Linked DNA regions of Homo sapiens: region 1 is linked to region 2. A link is a loop called in an ENCODE intact Hi-C map of the cell type or tissue named here. Cell type or tissue: HCT116. All regions are shown on one strand. Links, peaks and the distances in the headings refer to the core of each region. The heading gives the core; the rest is flanking DNA.

Region 1 (7,233 bases), core at 3,168-5,667, 190 kb after region 2:
CGCCTCTGCAGCCAATTGCAGAGCTTTTTTCTCTGTGTTCTGCCCCCACTTCCAACTCAGGACCAACCAGAGGACGCCAAACACGTCCTATCACCAACCACCGGACACCTGACTCTCCATCAGCCGCCCCTGCCTTCCCCACAGCATCCCCACCACCCTAAGCGGAGGGACCTGTGCCCCTCCCCCTGCCTGCTGATCTCAGGGTGGGGCGCTCCCAAGCTCCGAACTCAGAGCCTGGGCTTGCTGTCGTCTGGGTGGTCTTTCTTTATCTCCACATGCATCTGCTTATGCAGTACACACGTATGGGCTGTTTGCTCGTTATTTATTTGTGATCGACCATGTGCCAGGCGCCGCGGCAGGCTCAGCGGGGGAGCAGGCTGTGCCCCGGTGTCAACTTGGTGCTCTCAGTCCAGTGCAAGAGCTGGGCCTGGCAACGAACACACTGCGCAGAGAGTGGTGGGCGTCGTTAGGGGCACGACGGAGGTGCCAGGGGGACACCGCACAGCAGGGATGCCAGGGAGACTTCACAGAGACACCTGCAGGACACCTGCTGCCAGGAGCACGGCCCAGTGGGGATGGGAGAGCGAGGAGAGCGCCGGGCACGGGGAGGAGGGGCGGGGCACGGCCCAGTGTCTGGGGAGCTGAGGCGGGGAGGGTGGGGAGGCCAGGGACAGCCCAGGGGGACACTAGAGAGGGCGGGGAGGAGCCAGCCCTGGAGCTCGAGTGCCAGTCATGCTGCCCTTTTGAACGCCGAGACCATTAAAGGGGTCTCGGGTGAGAACCACAGGCAGGATGTGGAAGCTCCTGGGTGCATGGTGGCCTCTGTAATGGGCAGGGCGAGGCTGGAAGCAAGAGGACCCATGCGATAGCATGCATGCCCGGCCAGAGGGGATAGGAGGCTCAGTCAGGCAGGGCTGGGGGAACAAGGAGCAGAGAGAGAGGCAGGGAAGAGCAGTGGGGACGCTGAGGGGTGTGAATGTGGGGAGTCAGGGTGGGAATTCAGAGTGAGCCCTGGCCTCTGGCAACAGGAACGAGGAGCACATGTACCCAGTCTAATGCAGCACCTGCACTGTCGACCACCAGAAAACAAAGCACCCAAAACTCAGTTAGCCCAAAAACATGACTTGTGATGGTCGCTGTGTCTGTGGGTTGACTGTGCTCAGCTGGGCGGTTCTCACACGTGTTGCTTAGGCATCAGCTTTCAGGTAGTTTGACTGTGCTCAGCTGGGCGGTTCTCACACGTGTTGCTTAGGCATCAGCTTTCAGGTAGCAGCTAGGCTGCCGACAATTATCTGAAGACTCAACAGGGCTGTGTCCAAGATGGCTCCTTCACTCCTGCATCTGGTAGCTGGAGGGACTGATGGGCTGGGAGCCCATCAACTCTTCTCCTCTTCACGCGGCCCCCATGAGGCTCGCAGAGGCTTCCTCACAACATGACGGCCCCAGGGTGGCTAGCACCTTCCCCAGAGCAAGAGCCCCAGGAGGATCTGCAAGGCTTCTTCTGACCTACCCAGAGGTCACACAACATCACCTCAACCACATTCTATTGGCCAAAAGTGAGTCCCAGAGACAGCTCAGGGACTACACACTTCCTCACCCAGTGGAAGCGTGTAGGGCAGGAGGCAAGGGGAGGCAGGGCGGGATGGGGAGGGGAGGGGAGCAAGCTTTTTGGAGTGATGAAAGTATCCTAAATTTACATCATGGTGGAGTTTGCACAATCTTGTAATTATACTAATAACAATGAAGGTACACTTTAAATGGGTGAATTGTATAATATGTGACTTATATCTCAGAAATGTTATAAACTTTTTTGAGAGAGAAGGCTTTAAACAAATAAAAATAAATCTGTTAGTGTATAGAAAATGTCCAGAACAGGCAAATCCATAGATACAGAAAGTAGATTAGTGGGAAACAACCTAAATGCCCGTTGATGGATGAATGATGGATAAAGTGTGGTGTGTCCAGGCAACATAATACTGTTCAGCCTTAAAAAAGAAGAAACTGCTGCCATATGCTACAACATGGGTGTCCCTTGAGGGCAGTATGCAGTGAGACAGGCCAGGCACAGAAACACAAATGCTACATGATTCCACTTGCCTGAAGAATCTAAAATAATTAAACTTGGCCAGGCGTGGCGGCTCACACCTGTCATTCCAGCACTTTGGGAGGCTGGGGAGGGTGGATTGCTTGAGTCCAGGAGTTCAAGACATGGGAAACCCTGTCTCTACAAAACATACAAAAATAAGAAATTAGCTGGGTGTGGTGGTGCATGCCTGTATTCCCAGCCACTCAGGAAGCTGAGATGGGAGGATTGCCTGAATCCAGGAAGCGGAGGTTGCAGTGAGCAAAGATGGTACCATTGTACTCTAGTCTAGGTGACAGAGTGAGACCCTGTCTCAAAAAAAAAAAAAAAGAAAGAAAATATAACTGATTTTTGTATGTTTATGTTGTATCCTGAAACCTCTCTGAACTTAATAGCTCTAACAGTTTCCAGTGGATTCCTTAGGGTTTCCCTTATACAATATCATACCATCTGCATATAGAGATGATCTTTCTTCTTTTGCAGTTTTTCTCAATTTATTACCTACTTGTCATAACTAGAATTTCAGCATAATATTGAATAGAAGTGGCAAGAGAGGACACTTTTGTCTTACTCTTGAGTGCAGGGGAAAAGCAATTATTCTCTTCACCATTCAAAACTATGTCAACCAGGTCAGGTGGGGTGGCTCAAACCTGTAATCCCAGCAGGGGCCAAGAGCCCTCTTTTAAGAGCCTTTAAGAAAGACCATGCTGGCTGGGTGCTGTGGCTCAGGCCTGTAATCCCAGCACTTTGGGAGGCCGAAGGGGGTGGATCACCTGAGGTCTGGAGTTTGAGACCAGCCTGACCAACATGGAGAAACCCTGTCTCTACTAAAAATACAAAATTAGCCAGGCATAGTGGTGCATGCCTGTAATCCCAGCTACTCGGGGGGCTGAGGCAGGAGAATAGCTTGAACCTGGGAGGTGCAGGTTGCGGTGGGCCGAGATCACACCATTTTACTCCACCCTGGGCAACAAGAGAGAAACTCTGTCTCAAAAAAAAAAAATTATGTCAACCGGGCACAGTGGCTCACACCTGTAATCCCAGCACTTTGGGAGAGCAAGGTGGGAGGATCGCTTGAGCCCAGGAGTTCGAGACCAGCGTGGGTAACATAGGGAGACCCCATCTCTACCAAAAAATAAATAAAAAATTAGCCAGGCATGGTGTCTTACACCTGGAGTCTCAGCTACTCAGGAGGCTGAGGCAAGAGTATCGCTTGAACCCAGGAGGTGGAGGTTGCAGTGAGCCAAGATCGTACCACCACACTCCAGCCTGGGTGACAGAGTCAAATACTATCTCAAAAAAAAAAAAAGAATTATGTTGTCACTTGAGCACAGTGGCTCGTGCCTATAATTCCAGAACTTTTGGAGGCCAAGGCAAGATCAGTTGAGCCCAGGAGTTCGAGACCAGGCTGATGGGTAACCCAGTGAGACCCTGTCTCTACAGAAAATGGAAAAAGTAGCCTAGCGTGGTGGCACGTGCCTGTGGTCCCAACTACTCAGGAGGCTGAGGTGGGAGGGTCACTTGAGCCCGGAGGTCAAGGCTGCAGTGAGCTAGGATTGCACCACTGCACTCCAGCCTGGGCAACAGAGTGAGATCCTATCTCAAAAAAAATTATGAAAAAAAATTATGTTGTCAAACTCATAGAAGTGGAGAGTAGAATGGTGGTTGCCAGAGGCTGCAGAGAGGGTAAAAGGGAATTGCTCCTGAACAGGGATAAAGTTTCAGTTTCAGTTATGCAAAATGAGTATGTTCCAGGTCTGCTATACAACATCACACCTGTAGTTAACAATACTGTATTGTTCAATTAAAATGTTGTTAAAAGGGTGGGTCTCATGTTAAATGTTTTATTACAATAAAAAATAATTTTTAGGAAGAAAGTTGTTAACTGGGTTTTTGTTTGTTTGTTTGTTGTTTTGCAGATATCCTTTAACAGACCTAAAGCTGTGTGATTTCTAGTAATCCACCTTTCAGAGCGTGACTTCCACCCGTCTAAATCCCTGGGAGTGAACTCATGGAGTTCTGGGGGGAAAAAAAATCCTGGGAGGTCGGGTTGGCCACAAAGCCCAAGATGTTCCCCAATTTACTAATTAGGTTAGAATTCCACACAACCAGCACCTCACCACCACCAAGAATTCTAATGGAAACTTTCTTCAGTGAAAACTAACTTCATTTATTTCAAGGCTGGTGCTAATTTTGGTTGTTGACTGCTTTGGCCTCCGATTATGGGAGGTATCCTGGGTGGGAACTGTCAGGGGAAGCTACTTGGAAGGCAGGACTGAGCCGGACCAAATTGCAAGATTCAAACCAGTGAGGAGGCCCAACAGCGGATTCTCCACAGACCCAGCAGAAGCTCTCGGGGGCTGGAAAAGGGCGCCACCTGGTGGCATCTGAGCAGAAGTCAGTGACACGTTTTCACCCACATGTCAGTACAGCTCCCGAAGCAGGTCCAGCGGAAAAGCTCCGGTATGAAGCTTTTCCCTTTACAGTGTGCTGTGAGGGTGTGTAACCACAGTTAATGGAAAGGGACCTCACTGGACTCAATCCAGTGACATCACACATGCCGTGTCTCCCACCCACAGAGAGAACTCCCAGGTCTTGAGTATGTGATGCCTGGAGCCTCATCTACCTTCTGAAGGCATCGTTCAGGCACGCTTTACATATGAGCAGTGTTTGGATTATTAATTGGAAAGGTCAGAACACCGTTTCAGCGGGTATATGAAAGTGATAGCAGCGGTGTCTGGAACATAAAGGAGAGTGTGTTTGTCCACTCTTCCTAGGGACACAGGGACGGGGACACTCCCCACTCTCCCCTGGGACACGGGAATGCTCTCCACTCTCCCCTGGGACACAGGGACGGGAACACTCTTCCCTGGGACACATGGGGACGCTCCCCACTCTCCCCCGGGACACAGGGGGACACTGTCCACTCTCCCCTGGGACACACGGGGACACTGTCCATTCTCTCCCGGGACACACGGGGACGCTCTCCACTCTTCCCTGGGACACACGGGGATACTCTCCCCTGGGACATATGGGCTGTCCACTCTCCCCCGGGACACACGGGGACGCTCTCTAGTCTTCCCTGGGACACACGAGGACTCTCTCCACTCTTCCCTGGGACACATGGGGACACTCTCCAGTCTCCCCTGGGACACATGGGGACGCTCTCCACTCTCCCCTGGGAGTTCCAGAGTGACCGTCATCGTGAAAAATGACAGGGATTGATGTAGTTTCCTGGCTTTTGACATTAACCCACAAACCCAACTACCACTCTGGGTTTTTCCTAGAGCGTAAGCCTTAGCTGACGCCATCCACACATTATGGTGCTGTGGATTTTCCTGTAATGAAAAGGAAAAGATTCAGACAGCAGGAAATAAGGGGCCAGGGGGAGGCTAAGGCTGTCATGATGGCAGAGAAGTCTCAACCCATGATCTTGGAAAAGCTGTCCACATTTAGGATCCCGTCTGCTTCTGGGGAAAACTTCCCTGGTTAGCTTCACCTTAAGGTCTCCGAAAGGTGTACGGTTCCAAGAATCTGGAGGGGTCTTTTTGAGTTTGGGGTTAGCCGATTTTTCTAAAATGTGCACAAGTTCTGGGTCCATAGTTCTTACACACATAATTAGCAAACGTCCCAGAAGGCGGCACGCAGACTCCTTGGATTCAGACAAACCCAAGCCAAAAGGGACCTACTCAAGGCCTCTAACTGGATACAATAGAGTTAAGTTTTGGATCCAATTCAATCCTGGACCCATTCCGGTCTAAGAATTGCTCAAGGCCGGGCGCCGTGGCTCATGCCTGTAATCCCAGCACTTTGGGAGGCCAAGGCAGGTGGATTGCCTGAGCTCAGGAGTTTGAGACCAGCCCAGGCAACACAGTGAAACCCCGTCTCCACTAAAATACAAAAAAATTAGCCGGGCGCGGTGGCATGTGCCTGTAATCCCAGCTACTTGGGAGGCTGAGACAGGATAATTGCTTGAATCTGGGAGGCGGAGGTTGCAGTGAGCTGAGATCACGCCACCGCACTCCAGCCTGGGCAACAGAGTGAGACTCCATCTCAAAAAAAAAAAGAATTGCTCAAAGTAGAGGGCTCAAAACACATGGTCATAGAGCACAAATCCAGCAGAGAGAACTCACCTATGACTCTAGATGCTTTGAGAGATCAGCAGGCACACAGGCCCTACTGAGCATTCAGTGCTCCTAGGGGGTGGCTGGAGGTCTACTTCAGATCCCACTTCTGACACCAAACTGTTAAAACAAAAACTTTGGACAAATTAAATTTAAGAGTTTGTGTGTGTGTGTGTGTGTGTGTGTGTGTGTGTGTGTGTGTGTGACAGAGTCTCCCTCTGTCATGCAGGCTGGAGTGCAGTGGTGCAATCTCAGTTCACTGCAACCTCCACCTCCCAGATTCCAGTGATTCTCCTGCCTCAGCCTCCCGAGTAGCTGAGATTACAGATGCCACAACACCTGGCTAACTTTTGTGTTTTTAGTGGAGACGAGGTTTCGCCATGTTGGCCAGGCTGGTCTCGAACCCCTGATCTCAAGTGATCCACCCATGTTGGCCTCCCAAAGTGCTGGGATTACAGGTATGAGCCACTGTGCCCAGCCAACAGAGTTTAATTGAGCAAAACACAACTCATGAATTGGGCAGCACTCAGAACCAATGGGGGAGGTTCGAGAGCTCCACTCTGTAATGTGGGCAGGAAGTTTTTATAGATAGAACACAGAAGTGAGATACAAAAAAAAAAAAATCACAATTAGCTTGATTTTGTTACTGCTTGAAATGTTTGCCTTATATGGCATGATCAGATCAGTTAGCAGCCTGTGACTGGCTGAGACCCAGCTATTTGTTCCAAAATATACTCATAGGTTAAGCTTTTAGCTTGTTTCTGTGGTACATTAGGTTGCAGTTTGTTGTTACCTAGAAACTCAAGGCACAGAGGCAGCCTGTTAATTGAGTTAATTTAACAGTTCAAACAAATACTTATGCACCAGTGTTTATAACAGCACTATTCACAGAGTTAGTTTGAAAGCAATCTAAATTCCTTCTTTGGATAGCCTAGACATTTCTCCTGGCCATAAGAAGGGGTGATGCCCTGACACATGCTACAATGTGGATGAACCTTGAAAACATGCTCAGTGAATGAAGCCAGA
Region 2 (7,233 bases), core at 3,124-5,623:
GGGACAGGGACCCAGGTGTCAACACACATCCACAATCCCCAAAGCAGGAAGCATCATGAACTCGTGTTTAAAGGCTAGAATTTCATTGGCCAAAGCAGGTCACATGGCCGGGCCTAACTTGGAGAGAGAGGGAAAGCATAATCCTAAATGCGTCTGGAAAAGGAGGCCAAAATATTAGTGGGCGGCGCCACTGACTTCCACGTCTGCCTTCTGGACTAATCGACTGTGTTCACTCCCCGTCATGGCTCCCCAGGTGAGACGACCCCAAATCACAGCCATATCGGGTCTGGGTGACCCCAGACACCTCTTCACCGGAGACTCACAGACTGAAGAGATTGGTCATTGCCTCCCTCATGCTCGGTGCACAGTGGGTGGCAGGGAATGGACATGATGGCCCCAGCAGCAGGGAGAGAGAGAAGGGAGATGGCGGCAGTCGCTGGTCCACAGAGGACCTGAAACCCCCGGGAAGGCCCCTGAGCACCCACCCTGGTGCTGGTCCACGCTCCCTCACTCAGTCCAGATTCAGTTCCTACCTGAAGGTCACCTCCCTTTCTGCCATCCTCCGAGGCCCCTGGCTCTGCCCTCCGAGAGGTTTCTGATTCCTCCATGACCCTTCTCGGCCAGTACGAGGTGGGTACCCAGGACACGCCTTCCTTGGGGCCGGTGAGTCTTCGCCGCCCACCTCCTGGTCGCAGGAGTTAGTGGTGGTTTGCATTAACGCACACGTTTCTCTTGTAGACTGAGTGGGTGCCATCCTGTCATCGCGACTCTCTCGAGACCCCAGGAGCTTTCTCATCTCTGGCTTCAGCCAGCTCCACATGCAGCAGCCACCCCTGCAGCTCCTCCGCCATCGACCTTCCCAGGGCCACAAAGCCTTCCGCCCATGCCGATGGCTCAGCTGAGTTTCAGGGACGTCATCCTCCTCTCCCTACCTGGTCACTTTCCCCTGCGCCGTTTTGTCCAAGTGAAAATCACCATGCCCACATGGCACCTTCACCATGAGACGCCTCGATGCACGGGAGATGAACAAGGCTGTGACGCCGTGCCCTGCTTGAGACTTTTGTCAGTGCACTTTCTTGATCACTTGGAGTCTACAGTCAGCCGGCTCTTCCAGCTTTCTGGGAGTGTCATATTTTGAAATCTCCTTGTTCACTTTCACGCCTGCTGGCAGGATGGACAATTCCTGTCTGGGTCTGGCTCCTCAAAAGATCTCACTGGCATGTCTGCCGACGTGCGATTTTCCAGCCTTTCCCTAGAGCTGCGGTTTCGTCAGGTTCATGGTCCAACTTCCAAGTTGCCGAGTCCAGTCTGACCGAGTGTTCCACACCGAGTGTGCTCCGGCCTCTGCCCCGCCTTCTCTCTGTCCTCCACGTGAGCAGGACACGTGCTCCAGGTGCCCTGTGGCTGCGGCAGCACCTCATTTCTTGGAGCTGGTTTCTGCGCTGTCAGGATTGCTTGGTTCTGCTGCTCTAACAAACAGTCCCCAGACTCAGTGCCTTCAATGGCGAAGGCGTATCTCTCACTCAGGCAACTGCTCTCACACGTCCTCAGGGGACCTGCTGTTTGTCCTCACTCAGGGATGCAGGTGGAGGAATGATCTGTTTGACACACCTTTCTGCGAGGACTCAGTTGGCCAGAGGAGATGTGGCGAAACGCGCTGGGCGGGGGAGGCCTCTGCCGGGGTGGACCGGGGCACCTGCTCACATTCCCGCAGCAACGCAGGCTCAGGCTCACGCTTGGATTTGCCCTCCACTCCTGCGGTTTACTCCTTGAACAAATGTTTGCTGAGACTCCACCGTGTGTCAGACACTGCTCTAGGCCCTGGGGGTGCTGCAGGGGAGAGAGAAGACACAGGAGAACCCTGCTTTTGTGGAGTGTGCGTCCCAGTGGCAGCGGGGGTAGGTTGACAGCTGGAAGGGCCCGATGCTGATGAATCCTGCAGAGACAAATAAGCAGGAGCGGCAGGGACACGGGAGGAATCTGAGGCTAAGCAGAGAGATCAGGGAGGGGCTCACTGAGAAGCTGATGTTGGAAGGCGTGAGGGAGCAGCATCTCAGGCAGAGGGAACCTCCTGTGCAAACACAGTGGGAATGTTCAGGAAACTGCCCCATGTGGCTCAAGGCCAGGAAGCAAGGAAAGAGCAGGCGGTGGCCAGGGGGTGACGAACGGGGCGGGGCCTGGGGCGGGTGGCCGGGGGGTGACGAACGGAGCAGGGCCTGGGGCGGGTGGCCGGTGGGGGGGTGATGAACGGGGCGGGGCCTGGGGTGGGTGGCGGGGGGGGGTGACGAACGGGGCGGGGCCTGGGGCTGGTGGCCGGGGGGTGATGAATGGTTCAAGGCCTGTTGGGGGGGTGATGAACAGGGCAGGCCTGGGGAGCAGGCAGTGGCCAGGGGGTGACGAACAGTGCAGGGCCTGGGGTGGGTGGCTGGGAGGTGACAAATGGGGCAGGGCCTGGGGCTGTTGAGACACTAGGAGCCATGAGCAGGGAAGTGCTGTGAGCTGATCTGGTCTTGACATAATCATGCTGGCTGGGAGGAGAGGGCGGGGTGAGCCTGCGGCATCTACTGACTCCAGCATCACAAAGGGTCCCACACTTGGCAGCTGAAAACAGCACACACTTATCAGCTCCCATTTTCCTTAGATCAAGGATCAGGTATGGCTTGGCTGGATCCGCAGGCTCAGGGTCTCACAGGCTGCAATCCGGACTCAGCTGGGCAGGGGTCTCATCTCCCATGGGGAAGAAATGGCTCCGAGCTCAGGCATGTAGTTCTGGGCGGGATTCAGTTCTTCAGGGCCTCAGCTCCTCACTGGCGTTTAGCTGGAAGCCGCCCTCAGTCTCTTGCCCCATGGCAGCTCTCGGCACAGCCACTGGTTTCACCAGACCGTGGGAGAGGGTGAGAGGGATGAGCAAGATAGACCAGGGTCTTTCCGCGACCAGATTTGGAAGTGACACCCCATTGCTTTTGCCATTTTCTATTCATTTGAGATAAACCACAGGTCCCGCACATGCTCAAGGGAGGGAGCGCACAAGGACTGAGCACCAGCAGGGGCACCACGGGCCGTGTGAGGCTGCCCCATAGAGGGCGAGAGCAGCAGCTGCTGGCTACTGCACCAGTCCAGGCCGGAGACAGCAGTGTCTCGGACCAGGTGGCCGGGGTGGAGGCCGTGAGAAGCCATCGGATGCTGGGTACTTGCAGACAACAGGATCTGCTTCAGGCTGGGAGGAGAAGAGCCGCGCCTTGGCCTTCACCTGAAGGGGGCTGCCGTCACCTGAGATGGGGCAGCCGTGACCCATGACCTGAGATGGGGCAGCCCAGCTCCACTCTAGACAGGGTCCCTCCCGTGCCCTGGGACCTTCCTCCCAGTAGAAGGTGAGGAGAGCGTGGTGGGAAACGCAGAAGGCTTGTGAGCAGCGGGCAGGGCAGACAGTCCTCACGGGGAGACACCCCACGCCCAGCTCCAGCCACCCACCCGGGGCACAGCGGCCTGCCTGTTGTCACTACCAAGCTCGCCACCACATGAAGGGGCTGCCCCTGCTGGGAAGCCCTGCCAGCCCCAGAACCACCAACCCTCCCATTAATCCGCTTTAAACCCACGACGAGGTGGGGGCCCGTAAGCAGCTTTTCAGGTGAGAGACAATGTCCCCACGCAGCGCGTTGCCCAGGAGACCGCAGGGCTGAGCTGCAGGCTGAAGTCGGCCCGCTGTGTTTACGCTTCCGTATGTGTTCACCCTGCTCCACCCCAGGCCCAGGAGGGATTCAGAGGCTGAATTCCTGAGAGCACAAGAGCACAAAGAAAAACTCATGTGGGCAAACGCAGACAGGGAATTCGCTGTCAGTCCCAGTTTCCCCACGTACCTTTCGGCTCAAAATACTCCCTGATCTGCTCATCCCAACAGGTCCCAGAAGGGAGCAGAGCCAACAGCCAGCCTGGGAAGGCGCCAACTCAGACAGAAACTGATCCAAGCCCTCGTCTCTGTTCTCGCAGATGGCCTGGGAAAGGAAACCTGTCCGAAACCTGCCTGCGAGTCCCATCTGACAGCTGCCAACGGCAGCCACCCTCCTCCCTCCCTGACCACACGGCCTCTTCCCGACGGTGACGCTCAAGCTCCTACCCCACGCCCTGTGACTTGCCGACTTGCCCACCTCCCCACCTCCCGCCCACTTCCCCATTTTCACACATGAGGGTTCTCCCATCCTCAGGCCTCAGCTCAGATGTCCTTTCCATGGGGCCTGTGGGAAGCAGCCACCTGCGGCCACTCTCCCTCTCCCAGGGCACTGGTCACTTCCTGAAACCCGCTCCTGGCCCTCGCCCGTCTCCCTCCCCAGGCTGGAAGTTCCCAGGTCCCAGGCCTTGAATTTCCCCAACAGCCCCTGTGGCCCTGCCCACAACAGGAAACCGCGGGAAGGCAGCAGAGCCCAGGGTGCTCCTGTGGGATGCCTGCCTGACAGCGGGGCTCAGGCAGGGACCCTGATGGGCTGCAGCCCCTCAGCAGCCTGCGTCCTCTGGGCCTGGGGGAGCCACTGGTGTCAGGAGCCTGCGGGTGGACTCTGGACAGGAACCTGGAATTCCCTAGTTCCTGGGAGGCAGCCACCAGATGACAGCGTAGGCACGTCCTTGCCCGCCCCCTCCAGCACAGCCCCCAACCCCGAGAGGACTGGGCAGATGGCCAAGAAGGGGAAGGTGCCCTCCCCCATCCTGAGCAGGCGGCCATGAGGCCTTGGCAGACCTCCCACCCTGGAACTGGGCCGCTGGAGCCTGGGGTAAGACATGTGGAAGGGCCTCGGCTCCTCGTGCCTGGCACTCAACACACCTGAGCACACCTGCAGACACCTAGGCACATCGGCACACACCTGGGCACACCTGCACACACCTGGGAACCTCTGCGCACACCTGAGCACACCTGCACACACTGGAGCACACCTGCACACACATGGGCATACCTGCACACACTGGAACACACCTATGCACACCTGCACACACCTGCAACGCTCATCGTCCCTATGTGACCTGGAGCAAGTTATCTAACCTCTTGGTGCCTGAGCTTCCTTATCTGTAAGGTGATAGTGATGATGCCCCCCCCCAGAGAGCTGTCATGAGAATGAAATGAGGTGACGCCCTTACAGGTGTGTAAGGGCGATACCTGGCACACTGTGGGGCCATCTGAGGGTTGCTCATCATCCCCCATCCCGGGAGCTTGCCACCGTGCCCGGGTGTGCAGCCCACAGACAGCTGCAGCTGCCATGGTCACATGAGATCACAGAGAGGCAGGTCTGGGAAGGGGCTGCCAGCCCTGGTCTGGTGAGCGGCAGGTGGAGCGCCAGCTGCAACGCGGTGGGGAGCAGTGAGGGGCGTGGCACAGCAGGCAGGAGCCCGCGGGGCGAGGCGGCGGCCCGCAGACAGCTGCAGCTACTTCCTGACTCGCAGGGTGTGGACTCAGCCTTGCTCCACCTTCTGTTCTTTTAAAGAAAAGCTGGGGCCGGGCGCAGCGGCTCACGCCTGTAATCCCAGCACTTTGGGAGGCCGAGGTGGGCGGATCACGAGGTCAGGAGATCGAGACCATCCTGGCTAACACGGTGAAACCCCCGTCTCTACTAAAAATACAAATAATTAGCCGGGCGTAGTGGCGGGCGCCTGTAGTCCCAGCTACTCAGGAGGTTGAGGCAGGAGAATGGCGTGAACCTGGGAGGTGGAGCTTACAGTGAGCTGAGATCGCGCCACTGCACTCCAGCCTGGGCGACAGAGCGACACTCCGTCTCAAAAAAAAAAAAAAATAGAAAAAAGAAAAGCCGGAAGTCTGGATTTGGGGGCAAAGGTCCCACATTTAGAAACACCATGCTGTTCAGATTTGCAACATACCTGCCGTTGGCCACGGCCCAAGAGCCCGGGGGTGACGTCGACCTCAGCACTGAGGTGGGCTCTAGAGTGCACACCTGCGCTGCACGTTCTGTGAGTGTGCACCCGCCTCCCGGCAGGCCTGGGCTCCTCCCACAGGTCAGAGGCTGCAAACGACAGGATCTGCCTGAGATGGGGCTGCCGTGAGAAAGATGTCTTCTCTCTTGGATTTAGGGTCCACCGAGAGAGGTGGAGAGGAAATATCATTCCCCGGCCTAACCATATGAGGACTGCAGTGACGGCCCCCGCCAGCACCTGCCCCTCCTGCGGGCTTGGCTCCCCGGCAGGCGCTCCCCAGATGCGGCTTGGTCCGTGCTGAGGATCCAGAGACCTAGGTCCAGAGGCTCAAGTTTCCAGGTTTGGAACTGGCGTCTACTAATATGGTAGATTGTGCCAAAAATGCACACATGGCCGAAACAATATTTTCAGTCCTGCGTGTTCTTCCAGACCTTTGCCTTCCCCCTCAACCCCCCCGTGGAGAGGAGCCCCGCTCCCCGCTGCCTGAATGCACGGCCTTCATGGCGGGCTGGGGAGGAGCACAGGGCAGAAGGCTGCAGCCGGCCCACTTGGCCTGCTCCGGGCTCTGGGCTCTGGGCTGGGGGCTCTGGGCTCTTACTCATGGAACCAGCTGCCAGGCTGTGTGGGAGCCCAGACCACACAGAGGAGCCCCTGCAGGTGTCTGGTCACAGCCTGGCCAGGGCTCAGCCGACAGCCACCACGACCCACCAGGTGCCTGAGCGTTGGGCGAACTCGGCCCCCAGCGTGTGGGCAGCCCCAGCTCCTGCCAAGTGTAGCAGAAACAAGCCGTCCGCAGCAAACCTGCCCGAGCTGTGGATTCAGGATAAAAATCATCCCTGGTGTTGCTGCAGGTCACAAAGTGTGGGGGTGGTTTCTGGGCAGCAGCTGGCGACGGGGGCAAGTGCCCAGCACCCAGTGACCCTGTGCAGCTCAGCCTCCTCCTGGAACTTTCACGCCTGTAAACTGGGGACCATCAGGGGCCCCTCTCTTAGGAGCGTTGGAGGGTTCCGTGAGTATGTACATACGTGGTACTGGGTAGAATGGTGTCCACCCAGAACCTCAGGCTGCGGCCTCATCTGGAAACAGGGCCTTTGCAGGTGGAGTTGGTTAAGATGAGGCCCAGCTGATGAGGGTAGACCCTAAATCCAAACACAGGCATCCTTATAAGAAGAGAAAACAGAGACAAGGAGGAGACGCAAGGGAAGGAGGCAGAGACTGCAGCGCTGCAGCCACAGCCAGCACCTGGGTGCCAGCAGAGGCCAGACCGGGTGGCAGGATCCTCCCCTGGAGCCTCGGCCCCACGATGCCTGACTCCAGACT

The links. Peaks named below come from ENCODE experiments on the same cell type or tissue, not always from the same donor. Only the 100,000 strongest peaks of a DNase experiment are listed, where the experiment ranks them.
Region 1: a loop joins it to region 2, with 13 times the contacts of the local background. A loop is called at or near these places in 96 of 110 quality-filtered maps.

Annotation. Positions count from the first base shown.
Region 1 is chr12:132,610,619-132,617,851 of GRCh38, forward strand. No RefSeq gene overlaps it. Among named protein-coding and RNA genes, the nearest start is that of LRCOL1, 3.7 kb to the left of the region's middle. In HCT116, for the core only: a CTCF peak has its summit at 4,482 (motif pointing left); a DNase peak (open chromatin) is centred at 4,443.
Region 2 is chr12:132,425,120-132,432,352 of GRCh38, forward strand. LOC105370092 reads right to left here. Exons shown (of 4, transcript XM_047429966.1): 4 at 1-7,233. Among named protein-coding and RNA genes, the nearest start is that of MUC8, 46 kb to the right of the region's middle. RefSeq lists an enhancer at 3,556-4,090 and a silencer at 5,320-5,489. In HCT116, for the core only: a CTCF peak has its summit at 4,582 (motif pointing right); DNase peaks (open chromatin) are centred at 4,733 and 5,412; H3K4me3 peaks cover 904 bases; H3K27ac peaks cover 426 bases.